Linked DNA regions of Mus musculus: region 2 is linked to region 1. Evidence: chromatin loops called from intact Hi-C (ENCODE). Cell type or tissue: heart. All regions are shown on one strand. Links, peaks and the distances in the headings refer to the core of each region. The heading gives the core; the rest is flanking DNA.

Evidence for each region. Peaks named below come from ENCODE experiments on the same cell type or tissue, not always from the same donor. Only the 100,000 strongest peaks of a DNase experiment are listed, where the experiment ranks them.
Region 2: it touches region 1 in a loop (3-fold over the local background); 2 of 42 quality-filtered maps call a loop at or near these places.

Annotation. Positions count from the first base shown.
Region 1 is chr9:73,039,961-73,049,105 of GRCm38, forward strand. It overlaps Pigbos1 (Pigb opposite strand 1), which reads left to right. Exons shown (of 2, transcript NM_001308425.1): 2 at 2,472-2,822. The coding sequence starts at 2,543. The coding sequence ends at 2,716. Rab27a (RAB27A, member RAS oncogene family) reads left to right here and starts at 4,850. Exons shown (of 6, transcript NM_023635.6): 1 at 4,850-5,051. In heart, for the core only: a CTCF peak has its summit at 4,305 (motif pointing right); DNase peaks (open chromatin) are centred at 4,291 and 4,881; H3K4me3 peaks cover 1,560 bases; H3K27ac peaks cover 823 bases.
Region 2 is chr9:73,109,241-73,118,385 of GRCm38, forward strand. It overlaps Rsl24d1 (ribosomal L24 domain containing 1), which reads left to right and starts at 4,229. Exons shown (of 6, transcript NM_198609.2): 1 at 4,229-4,343; 2 at 5,648-5,761; 3 at 7,167-7,239; 4 at 8,642-8,705. The coding sequence starts at 4,263. In heart, for the core only: no CTCF peak of the experiment used is centred there; a DNase peak (open chromatin) is centred at 4,201; H3K4me3 peaks cover 2,124 bases; H3K27ac peaks cover 1,274 bases; H3K27me3 peaks cover 322 bases.

The DNA of each region.
Region 1 (9,145 bases), core at 1,344-6,343:
CATCACGGTTCTTACAATAATAGGAAAAAGTTATAACTCAATGAATTTTTATTATCAATTTTTTACCACCCCAATGGATTTCTCTATCCCTAATTATCTATTTTCTAATCAACTTTTTATTTTCTGGAGTCGATCTCACTATGTAGATCAGACTGGCCTTGAACTCGGGAGAATTACCGTCTCTGCCTCATGAGTGCTGGGATTTAATGCCTAAGCCACCACACTCTGTCTCCTCTTATCTTTGTGACAGGGCCACAGTCTTATATAACCGTGGCTGGCCTGGAACTTGCTGTGTAGACCAGACTGGCCTCAAACTCCTGCCTCTGTCTTATGGATGTTGGGATCAAAAGCATGGGCCATCATGACCAGCAATCAAGGCATTTAAAAAATTAGTTGGTGGGGGCTGGAGAACTGGTTCAGGGCTTAAAAACACTGACTGCACTTGCAGAATACCCATATACTAGCCTGGTGTCTCCGAGGGTACCAGGCATGCGTGCTATTGCAGATACATACATGAAGACGAACACCCATACACATAAATTGTCTTTTGTGTGGTCAACTGTATAATCCAGGAGAAGACATGCTTTTCTTTCCTCGGCGAGCTTAAATTATGCCTGAGAACTATTTAGGGCAAGCTCCTTACAGTACAGGAAGGAGTTGCTGATTATTTTTGTGACCTGAGGCTTGGATTAAGGATCCATATCGGAGTCCAGAAAGTGTGTGGCTCCTTCCCTGTGCTCTCTTCATTCACAGCCTCTGACCCAGATGCTGAGGGGGTTGACACGGAAAGTGCTGTGTTGTTCATTTGTCACTTTCTACTGTTTTCAGTTGTTGGATCGAGAAGCAAAATCTTCTACACCCCCACCCCATTTTTCTCAAAGAAGGCATGCAAATGATTTGCGTTTGATTTCTCCTAAAATATCAAAAGAACTCAACATAATTTGCTTTTGCTTTTTTTGAGATAGGCTCTTACTATGTAGCCTTGGCTGGCTTGGAACTCAGCTCTTTAGACCAGACAGGCCTCAGACTCACATAGTCTCTGCCCACACCTGGTGCTGGAATTAAAATCCTGCACCACCACACCTGGCTCAGTGAAGTTTTACAGCCTCTTAAAAATCGCTTTTGTCATACAGCTTGCTTAAAAGAGTTACAGCTACTGCAGAAGGCATAGTGAGGTCACTTGTCCCCTCTCTCTATCATCCTTTAGAGGAAGCTTAAACAGAGACACTCACTTCTGAGTCCTTTCGGGCACCTCTTGGAGAAAAAGTATTAAACGACTTGAAAGCCGTCAGCCATCCCTTCCCCTCCTTTTGCCATTTTGAAAATTACCAGTTTAAACGCTCTGAGAAGACTTCCAGCAGCCATGTTAGTGGCGCACACCTGTCATCCTAACACTGGGGTGGTGAAGGCAGAATTGTAATCTAGAGCAGCCTGCCTATCATAAAGAACCAGAACAAACACTCAAATGCAAAATAACTCACAGGCAAATACACACAAAATAACTCACAGGCAAATACACACAAAATAACTCCCTGGGAACATCCCCTGATAGAAGAGGATGCATCTCTGTCTCACACCACCCTCAAACTTGCATTCCCTATAGGTTCCTTTTTAAGGTTTTTATTGACTTGTTCTCCGAGAACCTGTTATGGAATCCAGACTGGCCGCCAACTGGCAGTGCAGCCAGAGGGTAACCTTGAGTTCCTGATCCTCTTGCCTGGACCCAACTGTTGGGAATATGAGCATGTGCTACGATGCCTGGAAGAAATAACAATTTTAATATAAAATATGATTTTTAACTACTGACAACCTAATTGAGATTTTAGAAAATATCCCATAGTAAGCCTATGTGCTGTCATGCTACCCTTATGTATTTATTAGTTAGTGATTCTTGGTTTTTTTAAAGATTTATTTTATGTACATGGGTACACTGTAGCTGTACAGATGGTTGTGAGCCTTCATGTGGTTGTTGGGAATTGAATTTTTTTAGGACCTCTGCTTGCTCAGTCCCAAAGATTTATTTATTATACATAAGTACACCGTAGTTGACTTCAGACTCACCAGAAGTGGGCGTCAGATCCCATGACGGATGGTTGTGAGCCACCATGTGGTTGCTGGGAATTGAACTCAGGACCTCTGGAAGAGCAGTCAGTGCTCTTAACCGCTGAGCCATCTCTCCAGCCCTAGTTAGTGATTTTTAAATATTACAAAACATTCATGCCAGAGGAAAGTAGTAACAAGTCTTCTAAAGAGCAGATGGGGCTGGAGTGAAGAGTGAGCTGCTGTTCCGGAGGACCTGAGTTCAGTTCCCAGCACCTGTGTTAGATGACAGCTGCCTGTAACTTTCTGGCTTCCAGACTCCTGCACTCAGTCGCACACATAGCACAAAATAAAATTGTTTCTAAAAGTCTGCTGTACTAAGTGGTCCTTTTTTTTTTTTTTTTTTTTTTTTTTTTGTCCCTTTTCCTTAGAAACAGCTCTGAAGCGGTTTGCTGCCCGGGGAGCATAGCCACCCTCAGCTTGTGCGCTACCTGCCGCTGCAATGCTCGGGAGATTGCCACTTCCACAACTGCTTTTTGCTGCCATCCTTGGAATTGCTGGAGGAATGTATATTTATCAGCCAATATTTGAACAATATTCCAGAGATCAGAAGGAATTAAAAGAAAAGGTGAAGTTGTTGGAAGAATCAGAAGAAAAGGGAGCTAATTCTGCATAAACTGAAATTGTAAACCTTGCTTAACGTTCTATTGAAATCACACCGACTATTAGTCTAGTAAGACTTTAGGTATGCTTTAAATAAATAAATCATGGGTAATGAATCTAAGTTATTTATAAAGGTAGTTCTTGGGCTGGAGAGATGGCTCAGCAGTTAAGAACACTGACTGTTCTTCCAGGGGTCCTAAGTTCAATTCCCAGCAACCACATGGTGGCTCACAACCATCTGTAATGGGATCTGATGCCCTCTTCTGGTGTGTCTGAAGACAGCAGTGTACTCATATACAGAAAATAAATAAATCCAGACACTACAAGAGGGCATCTGAGCCTCATTACAAATGGTTTTGAGCCACCATGTGTTTGCTGGGAATTGAACTCAGGACCTCTGGAAAAACAGTCAGTGCTCTTAACCACTGAGCCATTTCTCTAGTCTGGCATGTTTTTTGTTTGTTTGTTTGTTTGTTTGTTTTCATTGTTTGCTGGTTTAGAGTATGTCACATAATCTCAGACCAGGCTGAGACATGGACTCTTGGAACCAGATGCATAGTCAAGTCTCAGGGCACAGATGAAGCCCTAGGTTTCAGGACCAGCACCTCACACCCTGGGCAAAGTGATGCAGTTGTGTGATCCAGGCACTCAGGTGGAAGCAGGAGGATCAGAAGTACCAGCCATTACCAGTGACAGTGTTGTTCCCCAATATAGTTCATAGACCTTCGTCACCTCCAGGTTTATGTGTAGGATGCCTGGTCTCCAGGGTGATGGTATTGAAAGCTGGTACCTTTTTTTTTTTTTTTTTTTTTTTTTGGTTTTTTGAGACAGGGTTTCTCTGTGTAGCCCTCGCTGTCTGGGAACTCACTCTGTAGACCAGGCTAGCCTCGAACTCAGAAATCCACCTGTCTTGGCCTCTAGTGATAGCTCCTTGAGAGCTAGTGCCAGAGCCGGGTGGTGGTGACGTCGGCACACGCCTTTAATCCCAGCACTCGGGAGGAGGCAGAGGCAGACGGATTTCTGAGTTCAAGGCCAGCCTGGTCTACAGAGTGAGTTCCAGGACAGCCAGGGCTACACAGAAAAACCCTGTCTCGAAAAACCAAAAAGAAAAAAAAAAAAAGAGCTAGTGCCTGAAGGAAGATGGTTGCCTTGCTTTTCCTGGGGAGGGTATTTCTCTTCAGCCCTGATGGAATGATAGAAAAGATTCTGTACCGGTCCAGTTTATTGGGGTTGCTTACAAGCGTGGGTGACTCCAGTAGCTGCCATCTACAGATTGAGAAACTGCACTGTGGTGCAGTCCTAGTAGCTACAGACAGGAGGGGTGACTGGGTGTGCAGGTGGGTGGGACAGCTGGACCGCGGAGTTTGTGGTGGCAGGCCCTAGGGATGAATGAAACTGCATGGACAGAACTTAGCCCAGTCTTCCTTCTCAGCATTTTGCTTGTCTTGGAAGTGGAATTCTGAAAGCAACAGGGCAGGCCCAAAGGCCAGTGTGAAGCGCAGAACCACCTTTGGACGGATTTGGCTAATGTCCTCCATCCCCAGGTTGAGACCCAGACTGCTCACAGAAAACCCTAGGCATCGGTAGAAGGCCACTAGGAGGCAGCAGAGGGTCATAGGCTGCTCCGGACCCTGCCGGGTCTTAGCATGTTATGCCACCCCATAATTTCCCTCTTACTGTGCAGTAACTGCCTGCCCTAACAGTGTTTTAGGACTTCAGGGTGAGTGTAATCCGAGTTAGACTGTGTGCATGTAGACTCCGCTGGCCATTGCCTTCCAGAATAGTGTTTATTTTCTTCTGACTGAATCTTACCTATTTTTCTCATCATCGAGTCCAGGAACCCCAGTAGGCCATGCCCAAGCTGTCTCCAGGGAGGATGCACAGCCATGAAAAAGCTTTTAGGACAGACCTTTGGAGTCTCCAGGGCACGCCTCGCCTTACCCGGATCCTGGGGCAATTTGAGCTTTTTGTGAATGGCTCTCTTGGTCTCAAGGAAAACCACCCTCTGTGGTTCTCACACCTTTCAGAAGGGGCGAGGAGACCCGATCCGTGCCAGGCGAGGCGAGCAGTCGTTTCTGTGGCTGGGGGCCTGCGGGCAGGTGACAGGAGGCGGAGGTGGAGGCCGCTCAGGACCCGCCCCCACCGCGCTCTCCTCTACGGGAAGTGATGTGGGGCCAGACGGAAAATAGCGCCAAGCACCCAAAAAAGGCCAGTCGCACGGGGTCCCGAGCTCCATTTGGAAGGGAGTACCTAAGGGATAGAGCACAGCGAGGACGCGGCACGTTGGGAATCTAGCACTGCAGGGACGCAACACCGCAGGGACAGCACCGGACAGAGCACCAAACCGGGTGAGCACTCAGCGTTCTGGGCGCGCTGCAGATTGCAGGCGAGCAAGTCAGCCCTAGGGCAACCAGGGGACAGATCTTCGGAATGGATGCTGGTTTTCTGGAGTTCCAGGGGCTGAAGGTTATCCCGGGTGGCATCTAGGTGCCAAAATCCCTTTAATGAGGGGAAGAGAAATAGGTCTGCCCATCCCTCTGTCCTTCCCTCACTTCGGTTTTAGAAGTCTTTGACTTTAAAGTCTTTAGAGTCCTGCTGCTTTCAGGTGAGAAAGGGCTCTGCCTTTTCCTGTCATTCAGAGAACCCAGCTGGTCAGCCTGGTCTTAGAGTCACCCTATCGGAGGTAGAATTGATGGATGACATATTTTGGTCACTTTGCCAAGACCGGGTCTCTGGCCCAGTAGCTGGGTACCGATTTGGAAAGCCAGCTCTGTAATGTAGGAGATCTTGAGGCGTCTCAGCAGCCCCCCTGGCCTTTGCATCTTGCTGTTGTCTGGAGTATTCCCCTAGGCTTCTCTTTCAAGCCCAAGGGCTAACAGCTGTTCTGCCTTAGCTGTTCAGCCCAGCCGGGTGAGGAAGGCAGGAGACATTTCGTATTCTTTAAAGCTCCCTGTAGAGTGGAACCGGTATGGGAAAAGTAATCCCTGCATTTGGAAGGTGGACAGAGAAGGATCCAGGGTTCAAGGTCAGCCTTTGCTACATAGTGTGTGCTTGAAACCAGCCTGGGTTACAGGAGACTCTTTCTCAAAAAACAAACACCAAAAAGAAAGGAAGGGGGGGTATTCAGAAATGCTAAGCGCGCCTGAATGGGAGCTGCCTTCTTATTTTACCTTGGTCTTCCCCCCCACCCCAACACCTTTCCGTTTCCTCTCCACAGTGTGTCTTATTTGTCGTTGTTGTTGTTGTTGTTTGTTTATTTCTGACGTCACCCCGCCCCACCCCCTCCCTTGCCACCTTTTACGAGTTTTTTTGGCTGTGCAGAAGAGTCCCTTGTATCTCTGTGTGGAATTTACGGTCAGCTTCTCAATTCTGTGGCCTTGGCTTTAGAGCACGCACAGGCATTTTGAAGAGGGAAGCCGCCTTTGGGAACCAGACTTTTAACTTCCTTTCCTGATACCTGTTTCCCCATCTTAGTAAAGAAATTCCACTCTTAGAGAATCTCAGGCCAAACAATTCTCTTCATTCTTCCATGTCTCTTGTCCACCCTGAACACATTTTATTGAGTCTAACTTGAGTAGAACTAAATATTTTTTGGTTTAAAAACTTGGTAAGTGGCTGGAGAAATGGCTCTGTCATTTAGAGCACAGACTGCTTGCTCTTCCTGAGGATCCAAGTTCGGTTCCCAGCACCCACAACAGGCAACTCACAGCTGCCTGTAACTCCAACTTCAGAGAACCCAGTGCTGTCTTCTGGACTCTGCCAGTATTGCACTCATTGCACAAAACCAAACACACACACACACACACACACTTAAAAATAAACAAACTGGTATCAAAAGATTGCCTAGTCGGCCATCACTGGAAAGAGATGCCCATTGGACAGGCAAACTTTATATGCCCCAGTACAGGGGAATGCCAGGGCCAAAAAATGGGAATGGGTGGGTAGGGGAGTGGGGGGGGGGGCGGGGGAGAGTGTGGGGGACTTTTGGGATAGCATTGGAAATGTAATTGAGGAAAATACGTAATAAAAAAAACAAACTGTAAAATTGACGTTCACTGAATGCTCTGGTGACTAGGAATTATTTGCTGCCTTTGCAGAGGACCTGGGTTTAGTTCCCAGCACCCACATGGCAGCTCACTAACACTGAGTAATTTCAGTTCCAGGGGACTGGATTCCCTTCTCTGGCCACTGAAAGCACTGCACACATGTGCTGCATGTACGTACGTGTAGGCAAAATACTCATAAACATGTATTGATCATTTGTGTATGGTGTCATATGTATGGAAGGTCAGAGGACTGTCTATAGGAGTCAGCTCTTTCCTTCCACCTTGTGGATCCAGGGATTTAACTCAGGTTGTGTGGCTTGGTGGTAACTACTGAGCTATCTTGTCTACTTAGTTTTTTGGGGTGTGTGTGTGTGTGTGTGTGTGTGTGGTAGTTGAAACATGGCTCCGTTATGTATCCCAGGATAGCTTGGAACCCAGAGTGTAGCCTAGGCCTCAGCCTCCTGAATGGGATTACAGGTGTGCCCTATACCTGGCCACGGTCACATCTGCTCTAATAACCATTTCTCTACTGTTGGCACCCATCCCGACTACCTTCTCTAGCTGTGTTCCTGCTGAGGCCTCTTAAAGCACTTTTAATCTTGTTCTTTTTTTGAAATAGAGATCCCACTTTGTCCTGCCTGTCCCCTCTCTACCTGTCCTCTTCCCCTTCGTGCTGCGATCAGCACAGCCCACTGTGAGGGCCAGGGGTCAGGCTCATTCACTATTGTGTCCGCTGCAATCAGGGTTATTAAGTTGTTATTATTAAGGGGCTGGAGAGATGGCTCAGCACTTAGGAGCATTCAGAGGACAAGGCTCGATTCCCAGGACCCACAGGGCAGCTCACAACCACCCATAACTCCAGTCCCAGTGGCCCTGATACCCTCTTTGGGCACGGAGGCAGGAGGATCAGAAGTTATTCTCTGCTACCTTGGAAGTCCAGGCCAGCATGCAGAACAAACTTATGGCCGGCTGAGTAGTAATGGCTCCTTCCACACTCCTGCACCTGTCTTGTGATGGTGGCAGCAGGCAGCCCTCTGCCCTGGCCCTGAGAAAATTAGGCAGGGCTGTTTAGTAGCTGACCTATCTTCTGGCCTCTTACATTAGTCTAGAGCAAGAGTGGAGTTCTTGGAAATCGAAGGAAATGGACATTAATTTCTTCATGAATATTTTGCACTATAATGAATGAACCTTTCTGTGGCTTCTAACAGAAATGGCCAACTGTTGGCACTTAATTGTGTAACTACTTTCAGTTGTCAGCTGTTTTTCTGTGACTTGGCCCATTTCCATGACTACACCCTTTCATTCTTGGGGCTTGAACTCAGGGCCTGGCAGATGCTAGGCAAGTGCTCTCTCATTCACTGAGCCACCCCTGCCTCCAGCCCATCCTTGATTAGACCCTGTCTGCCTGGAGACAGAGTGTCACTCTGACTCATTTTGAATCTTATTTTGTAAGGAGTCAGAGGCAAAACCAAGTGTAAGACTGTGGCTGAATGTGCACTCGAGTTACTGGATAAAACTCCAGGACCATCTATCTAGTCCAGCAGTTCTCAACCTCCTAATGCTTCCAGCCTTCGATACCATTCCTCATGTTGTGGAGACCCCAACCATAAAATTATTTTCATTGCTACATTATAAGTAATCTTGATACTGTGTTTTCCAGTTGTCTTAGGCAACCCCTGTGAAAGATCATTTGATCTGTTGAGACAGAAAGGTTGAGAAGCAACAGTTAAGTCTGGACTTTCTTAGCAGGCGTCTTTATAGACCACTTTACACTACTGAATGGGGCTTCCCACCCAATGAGGAGTTGGGAGGCTTCCCAGTGAGAACTGAACTAATTTGGCCTATAAAGTATGATAACTAATTTTATGGTTACTCTCTTTATCTCTCTCTTTTCCTTCCTCCCTCCCTTCCTTCCTCCTCCTTTGTACACACACACACACACACACACACACACACACACACACACCCCTGAGTGCTGGGAACTGAACTTGGGTTCCCTTTAGGAAGAATCTTTCTTAACCATTTAGCCATTTCTCCAGCCTATATATGGGATTTTTTTTTTCAATTGAGTTTACCTTCTTCTTTTGTTATTAAGACTTTTCCTGGCATGTGTCTTATCTATAGATTCACTATGAAATAGGAAAGAATTATTTTAACATATATATGCAGTAGTTATACACACACATAAAACATATTTCCCAAATAAAATAGAGTAAGTTTGATGCTTCTGAAGGACAGAACAACGCTTGCAGCTTAAAGCCTGAGCCCCCCTAAGAAGAAAGCTCTCTTGCCCCTGTTAAGAAAATGATTGGCTCCTGAGGAAGTAGCGCTTCCCTTCAAAAGCGCTCCCTTTCTGTGCCCCCTGAGATTTGCTTGGACTGTGTTTGTTTCTCCAC
Region 2 (9,145 bases), core at 1,290-6,289, 69 kb after region 1:
TACACTATCACTCTTTTCAGACACACCAGAAGGCGGCATCGGATGCCGTTACAGATGGTTGTGAGCCACCATGTGGGTGCTGGGAATTGAACTCAGGACCTCTGGAAGAACAGTCAGTGCTCTTAACCACTGAGCCATCTTTCCAGCCCCCCAATATTTATTTTTGAATTCTACGAGGATGAGTGTTTTGGCTATGTGTATGTACTAGGTCTGTAGCAGTGTTTGTGGGAGCCAGAGGACGGCTGCTTACTCCTTGAAACTGGAGTTACAGGTGGTTGGTGGCCCCCATGAGCTTCCTAGGAGCCAAATCTGGCTGCTTCACAACAAAAACTGCTCTGAAACACAGAAGCACTCTCCAATGTCACATACATTGTTTTTAAATTAAGCTATTTCTTCCTCCCTTTGCACTGTTTTTTTTTCCCCCTCAATATTCATCCCTCCCCCAGTTTTCCTCTCCTCTCCCAGTCAATGGAGTCTTGCTGTGTTGGCATAGCTGTCTATGTTTTATGTTGGTTTGACACAAGTTACCTCAGCTGAGAAAATGCCCACAACAAACAGGCCTGTGGATAAGCCTGTGGTGCTATTTCTTGATGGATGTGGGAGGGCCCAGCTTATTTTGGGTGGGTTGGTGGTTTTGGATGCCCTAAGAATACAGGCTGAGCAAGCCAATAGGCTGCACTCCTCCATGGCTTCTATTTCAGTTTGTGCTCTGACTTCCCTGACTTCGGGTTGTAAGTGGAAATAAACCCTTTGTTCCCTCCGATTCTTTTGGTCATGGTGTTTTATCACAGCACTGGAAACTCTAAGACAATGGCCTACAACTCCTGGATTCAAGCAATCCTCCTGTATCAACTTATCCAAGTACCTAGGACTATAAACATGGCTGTATATACAAACAGAGAAAACAGTTTACAAACTAAAGGGGGCCGTTAGAGATGGGAAGTGTCTTAATTTCTAAGTTATTTAGTTATTTTCTATTGCCATGAGAAAACATATGAAAACATTTAACTCAGGCTCACAGTTTCAGAGGGTGAGTCCATGTCTGCCTTGGCAGGGAGCATGGCAGTGGGCAGGCTGGCACTGGAGCAGCAGCTGAGAGCTTAAACCCGACTCATAAAGCACAGGTCAGAAGGAACTAAGAAAAGTGTGTGGGCTTTTGAAAGCTCAAAGCTGCTGCTGGTGGCACACTTACCTCCTGGTCAGAAAGCTAGAAGAACAACTTATCTCACTCCTTAGTTGCATGTTTGGGATCTGAGGCCCAAGGCACTGGTATTTTGGGTCTTCTGTTCAGAGAGGTCAACTCAGGAACAGAAGACTATAGTTTTGGGGTTTGAGGGTGTAGTTAGTGGTAGAGTACTTGCCTAGAATGCTCAGGACCTTGGGCTTGGTCCCAGCACACAGGAAAAGTGGTAACGTTTGATCAAGATGATACACAGACCAGGCAGACAGGAGGGCAGGCAAGCCTGCAGAGCTTTTTGTCTAGCAGTATAAGATACAAGATACAGGGTATATGCCATTTCATTTTTCTGGTAGCCACAAAGTCCTCCCCCCCCTCTTCCTTTGACAGGGCCTCAATAAATAATTCTGGCTGACCTGAAACTTGCCACATTAAACCAGGCTGGTGGAGAACCCACAGAGGTTCCCCCCACAGTCTACCTTTGCATCCCAAGTGCTGGTGTTAAAGACACGCACTACCAGTCTTAGCCAGAAATTTAATGTTTTTTTTTGTTTTTTTGTTTTTTTTTTGGTTTTTCGAGACAGGGTTTCTCTGTATAGCCCTGGCTGTCCTGGAACTCACTTTGTAGACCAGGCTGGCCTTGAACTCAGAAATCCGCCTGTCTCTGCCTCCCAAGTGCTGGGATTAAAGGCGTGCGCCACTACGCCCGGCTGAATTTAATGCTTTTCAAAACAGGGTTTCTCTATGTAGCCCTGGCTGTTCTGGGCTTCTTGGAGATCTGCCCGCCTCTGCCTCCTGAGTACTAGGACTATGTGCACCATCCAGGGGTAGTATGTTTTACTTAAAATGTTGTGCCAGGAAGTTCATGAATCCCAAAAACCCACCAAGGAGACGATTCTGATGCAACACATTAGGGTCTTTATTATAAGCTTGAGCTGGGGCCACACTGCCATCTGTAGCCCCGAGGTCTTAGGGGGTCAAGGCTTTATAAGAAATTGTGAGCAAGCAAGGGGACTTTAGCCTGGCACGTATCTAATTGAGTAACTATTGTATGACAACAGGTGGGTACTCTGAAGCAAGACTGTATACAATGACAAATGGTCTGAAAGTACATTTGAAACAATCAGACTAATCTTTGATTAACTGTTGCTAGGAAGTAGCTAGGGAGTAACTCTGGCCCAGGACAAGCCCTGGGGTCCTTCCTGGTACTTGGGTGCAGCTTGGGTTCAGCTGCAGGCCAAGTCTCAGGCTTGCTTTAAGATGGAGGCTGGTCCCAAGATGGAGTAGGTTTGGCCTCTCAGACCATATTTTAAATATTTCAATATACGATCAGCAGGTAAATATCAAGCCAGTATGGTGGCACACCTCTACAGTATCAGCACAGATCATGATTTCTAGGGAACCCTGTGCTGTATATTGAGACGGAGACCTCAAAAACAGAACGAGGCACTGGAGAGATGACTCAGAGGCTAAGAGCACTGGCTGCTCTTCCAGAGGACTTGGGTTCAGTCCCAGGGTCCACATGGAGACTCGCACCTATCTCTATCTCCAGTTCCCGGGATCCTATGCCCTCTTCTGACATTGGCTGGCACAGCACACACAATGTGCACATACTAAACAAGTAAAACACATAAAATAATACGATTTAAAAAATAGCAAGGCATGGTAGTACACTCCTTTTTTAAAAAAAGATTTATTTATTATTATTATATGTAAGTACACTGTAGCTGTCTTCAGACACACCAGAAGAGAGTGTCAGATCTCATTAGGGATGGTTGTGAGCCACCATGTGGTTGCTGGGACTTGAACTCAGATCTTTGGAAGAGCAATCAGTGCTCTTAACCGCTGAGCCATCTCTCCAGCTCCCACCCCTCCCCTTTAAAATATTTTATTTTTATTTTCACGTGCATTGGTATTTTGCCTATAAGTCCTCTGGACCCAGGTCCTCTGGAAGAGCAGTGCTCATCACTTCAGCCCCTCTCCTTTAAAATTTATTTTATATGTGTAGGAAGTTTGGTTACATATATGTCAGTGTACTGTGTGTATGTATGCCCGGTGCCTGTGGAGGCCAGAAGAGGGCATCAGATCCCTTGGAACTGGAGTTACAGATGGTTGTGAACTGTCATGTGAGTTCTGGGAATCAAATCTGGGTCCTCTGGAAGAACAACCAGTGCTCTTAACCCTAGAGCCATCTCTCCAGCACCTGGTAGCACACCCCTTTAATCCCAGTACTAAGGAGGCAGAGGTAGGGAGATCTCTTATTAGATCGAGTCCAGCTTGGTTTACATAGCCAGTTCCAGATTACACAAAACGAGACCCTCTGCCAAAATACAAAATCAGTTAAGCATCCCTTGGACCCACATGGTGAGAGGAAAGAACCAACTCGTCCAAGCTGTCCTGACTTTGAGTAGGTTGCTCTCCTAAGACCAGGGTGGAAGTTTTTTTTTTTTTTTTTAATTTTATTTTGTTTTATTATATGTAAGTACACTGTAGTTGTCTTCATTCACTCCAGAAGAGGGAGTCAGATCTCTTTAGGGATGGTTGTGAGCCACCATGTGTTGCTGGGATTTGAACTTCAGACCTTCAGAAGAGCAGTTGGGTGCTCTTACCCACTGAGCCATCTCACCAGCCCCGGGTGGAAGGTTTTAGTTGTGTACTCCTGCCAAGTCCTTTGGGGAAGACAAGCCTGGAGTAAAGCAGACTTTGGTACAATCCGGTGTGGGGGAGCGTGCCCGTGGCAAAGCACAAGCACCGCAATAGCGCTATGGAATGAGTATACCGGGAAAAATTCCAAAGCGCCCGTACGGTAGATCTCACAGAACCAAAAAGTCAAACTCCCAGATGCAGTCTATAGCCTCTGCGTCTGCGCGGGACGCTGCTGCTGCTGCTGCTGCTGCTGCTGCTGCTGCTGCTGCTGCTGCTGCTGCGCACACGCGGGTCAGGTGGTGCCTTTACCTTCAGCTCATTCATATTCTAAGATACCATTTCCGGGTCGGGTCAGGGACTCGCTTCCGGCGACTAGGAAGTGACGTACCACTTCCTCTCCAGCTCCGCGTCCCGAAGGTGGGTCCCACGCGGGGTCAACATGAGGATCGAAAAGTGTTATTTCTGCTCCGGGCCGATCTACCCGGGGCACGGCATGATGTTCGTCCGCAACGATTGCAAGGTGAGGCGGCCGTGGCCCGCACGCTCCGGACGGCTCGGGGACTGGAGCGCGCTCTGCTCGCGCCGGGTTCTGAACGCCGTGGAGTGGCCTGGGCTGGACCCGGCGTCGGTTCACTGCCGGCGAGGTCTCCTCGTTGCTGTCAGACGCTCATCTCATCCGCAGGCCACCCGGCTTGCCGCAGGGTCAGGAAGTCGGTCGAATTAATGCTTAAGGAGGCTCATGCTCTCGTACAGTGGGAGGTGGGGTTGTCTGTAGCGGTTAATGGACATGGTGCCTGAGCCTTATAGACTTTTGCATTGTTGCTGGAGATGAGCTAGGAGAAAGACAGCATGGGGGTTCTTTGGGGGGGATTAACTGGCTACTTCGGCAGCCTTCACTATCCCACTTCTTGAAGGTTCTCACGGAATGAAGTATGTAAGCAAAAGCATTATGATTTGTGCCGCATGCACAGGCTTTCTTAGTTTAGGTTTCTGTTTCTGAGCGGGTCACACATTTTAGTTACCATACTCAGCTTTCTTTGCTAGCGCCCAGTAACCTCAAAGGCTTACTTTTTATGTTGCTTCCAGTGACACACAGAAATTGCATTATTAATTATTTTTGGTTTTTCGAGACAGGGTTTGGTTTTTCTGTATAGCTCTGGCTGTCCTGGAACTCACTCTGTAGACCAGGCTCAGAAATCCGCCTGCCTCTTGTCTCTCCCAAGAGCTGGGATTAAAGGCGTGCGCCACCACTGCCAGGCTCCAGATAGCGTTTTGTTGTTGTTGTTGTTTTTTGTTTGTTTGTTTGTTTTGTTTTTTTGTTTTTTTTTGTTTTTTTTTTCCGAGACAGGGTTTCTCTGCATAGCCCTGGCTGTCCTGGGACTCACTTTGTAGACCAGGCTGGCCTCGAACTCAGAAATCCGCCTGCCTCTGCCTCCCAAGTGCTGGGGATTAAAGGCGTGCGCCACCACGCCCGGCTGAGAAGGTCTTTAAGGAGCTTTTTCTTAGACTATTCCTTCACTTAAGGCCAGTGTAAGGTATTATTCTCTAAAGTGATTAGTGATGGTTTCCGGGTGCTTAGCCTGGTAGAGATGATGTCGGACACCCATCAAACACTTGAGTGTCCTTCTGTTCTGATGTCGCATGTGATTCTAGGTGTTGTCCTTAGTTCTTATGTGAGTGTCTTTTTTTTTTTTGCTTTACAGTAGTTTTTTGTTTGTTTGCTTTTTCTTTTTGGTTGGCTGGGGGGGGCCGGGGGGGGCATGTAGAAACATTTTTATTGTTGACTCTTCAGCTCCTCGGTATTTTAACTTGAGTGTCCTGTAGGTGTTCCGATTCTGCAAATCCAAGTGTCATAAAAACTTTAAGAAGAAGAGAAACCCACGCAAGGTCAGGTGGACTAAAGCCTTCCGGAAAGCAGCTGGCAAGGAGCTCACGGTGGTGAGTGCGGGTGGTGGCCTGGCCTGAGCATGGGCCCCGCAGTGTGCCTGCTTCTTTATTTCTCATACTCACACGATCCTAAAGTCCATTGTTCTGTAGACTTCTAAAAAGTGAAAAACTGCTACCCTAGTATGTAAAAGTTGGTTTGTTTATTTTTTGTTCTTTTTTCTTTTCTTTTGTTTCTTCTCTGTCTCTCTTTCTCTGTCCCTGTCTGTGTCTCTCTCTTCTCCCCAAAACTGTTTTTGGCTTTGGCAAAGAAGAAGAAAAATCATGTAAATGGGTTGGATGAAGTGGGAACTTGGACTTTCAGGGCTGGGTGGAGGTTGGGAGATGAGCTGAAGAGCCCCTGAGTAGCACTGGGGCTCAGGTGTGGTTTGTAACAGACACGTACTGGTTTCTGCGTGTCCTTGGTAGGACTCTGTCGGAGAACAAAAGCTAGAAGTGTTGGTATTAGGGCAAGCCAAGGGCTGAGGTAAGGGTACTTGGTGTCTGAAGAGGGAGGTGACAGAAGCCGCAGGTGTTCTTTGCTGGAGGTAGAAGTTTTAAGTTGTGCCCCTCTGTGGCTGTCCCTTCCCCCAAAACCTGTGACCTGCCTCCTTCCTGTCACTTAGAGGTATAACCTATAAGCCAGACCCAGGTTCCTAATCCCAGGGCTGTCTAGTGAACACAGCTGCTGGCCATGTAGGATGGGAAGCCAAATCAGTTACTTTTCAGAAATAGTCTTCAGGGACGGTGAGGCAGCAGGATCTCTTTAATGCCCAAGATGGAGGGTGCCAATCCTGCTCCTCCCCTACCCCAGCTGCCTTACTGCCTAGGATACTGTGAGCGAGGAGAATCTCACACTTGTAAATGAAATAGCTAGCATAGAGTTGATATTCTGTATCTTCTGTCAGCTACATTTGAAGCAAAGGCACGCCTGCAGCTTTTTAACTATCAAAATACCTGCTTGTGGAGGGCCCCCTGCACCACACGGGTTATCCCTGCAGGTGTGTGGGCTCACAACTCTTCCCTCTAACAGGCTCTTAGACGGAAACGATATGAATTCTTGGTGTTTGATTTTATCTATGAAAAGTGGTTCATATAATGGAATTTCTGTCTGTGATTCTCATCTGGAGCTCGGAAGTGGGGAAAGCCCTTCAGTTGTCTGTAATTCTCACAGCTGCTGGACAGCCACTGATAGGGAGAGAGAGAAGGAGGGAGGCGGGGAGGGAGGGAGGGAGGGAGGGAGGGATTCGCCTTTCCCTCCAAGAATCCCTCAGAAAAGGGCTGTTTTCAGCCAGCATTCTCCAGTATAACTAGGACAGTGTCTTAATATGCGTCCACTTAGGATTTTTGTGCAAAGGAGACTATTTTAAACAATGCTTACTTACCATCTTTCTTGTCATCACTATATTCTGTCTTATAGGACAACTCATTTGAATTTGAAAAACGTAGAAATGAACCTGTGAAATACCAGCGTGAGCTGTGGAATAAAACTAGTAAGTCCTGGGATAGCAGAGACTGTGGGCCTTCTGTGACTTCAACTGCTGGCTTGTTATACAAATAACAAACTTACTTCATTGCTTGGCTGGTATATCCATATATAAATATTATAATTATTAAGCTTGAAGCATCACCCAAAATACAAACCACACATTCTGCAGGAATAAATAAGGAGAGTGTTTTGCTGTGTGAGGTGAGACTGGTCAGGAAGCAGACAAACCCAGAATGCTAGACTGGCTGCCTTGCACAGGAAGATGCGAAGATGCTTAACTTAAGGCGATTGACACTAATTTTAAGGGTACATCCAAGTGCTTGTTTGCATAAATATGAAGTTACAGGCCCAAAATTTGAAAACAGCAGTGTTCAGCACTTGTGTGTGTGGCCCCCCCATCACCCTGAGTAGACGACAGGGGTGCTGGTGGGGAGGAAAAGTGTTATAAAACTTAGTTCCTTTTTTTCACTTTTTTTTTTTTTTTTTTTTTTTTTTTTTTTTTTTTTTTTTGTTTTTCGAGACAGGGTTTCTCTTTATAGCTCTGGCTGTCCTGGAGCTCACTTTGTAGACCAGGCTGACCTCGAACTCAGAAATCCACCTGCCTCTGCCTCCCGAGTGCTGGGATTAAAGGCGTGCGCCACCACGCCCGGCCATCCTTTTTTTCACTTTTAAGAGGATCTTGAGCTAGGCGTGGTGGCGCACGCCTTTAATCCCAGCACTTGGAGGCAGAGGCAGGCGGATTTCTGAGTTTGAGGCCAGCCTGGTCTACAAAGTGAGTTCCAGGACAGCCAGGGCTATACAGAGAAACCCTGTCTTGAAAAACCAAAAAAAAAAAGAGGATCTTGTACCTTGAACTCACAGCCTTGTCTTCCCGAGTGCTGGTATTATAGGTGACTGCTGTGTGAGCTCTTTTAGGTTGCAGTGTTTTTGTGTGTGACAGGTCCCCACTGCGTATTCTCCTTCCTATGGCTGCTCTCATGCAGCCTTCAGCTTGCAGAGCATGCTCAGTCCTGGCCTGCACTGAGTTGTTGACTGGCTCAGGTATTCACAGACTAATTCCCACGTCTGGAAGTGCTGTTAAAAAGCAGTGCCATGCTACGTTTCCTCCCTGCATGGGTTCTGCTCATCTTTTGTATTGAATCCTAAAGACAGACTTTTTGAAAGTATTTCATGTATAATACATATGGGAGTCTAACATTGTTCCCTAACCTGTTGTATGCGGGTTCCTAACCCTGACTTGTGAGCACAGCTAAACCTCATACCTTTAGCTCTGTCAGTAGTTAGTAGTGAATTGTTTCATTTAAGCCAAAGTCATGCAGAAGTATTTAAAGTGCTTTTTACAATCCTACTGGTTGAATGTGTGTACATTTGCTGACTGTAATTTATTTATTTACTTTTCTTTGTAGTTGATGCCATGAAGAGAGTTGAAGAGATCAAACAGAAGCGCCAGGCCAAATTTATAATGAACAGGTATGTATATGTGTAGAGGAATAATTATGAGATTTCTAGAGGCACTGGTATTTTTATTTTGAAAACACTTCGTATTTATAAAAACCCTAGGAAGAATAGTGTGACAAACACTTGTGTATTCTCTCCATTTTTCACTGTCACTGTACAGTGAGCTGAATCACACTTGCATGTGTCTCGGGTGATCCGTCCCACATAAGAATCTTTCCTTACTCAAACACAGAGTGATTTCCCATCAGGAAATAGACAAGGTGCAGGACTGCTGTGTGGCCAGCAGAGGCTGCTTCCAGGTTCTATCTTTTGGGCTCCCTACACATGGACAGGTCCTGGCTTGCTTTGTCTTATAGGTGTAAACAGTTTTGAAGAGTACATACCAGCCAGGTTGTACTCTTGTATGTCAGGTGTGTAGAACGTCTCTTCATTTAGGTTTATCTGCTTTTCCT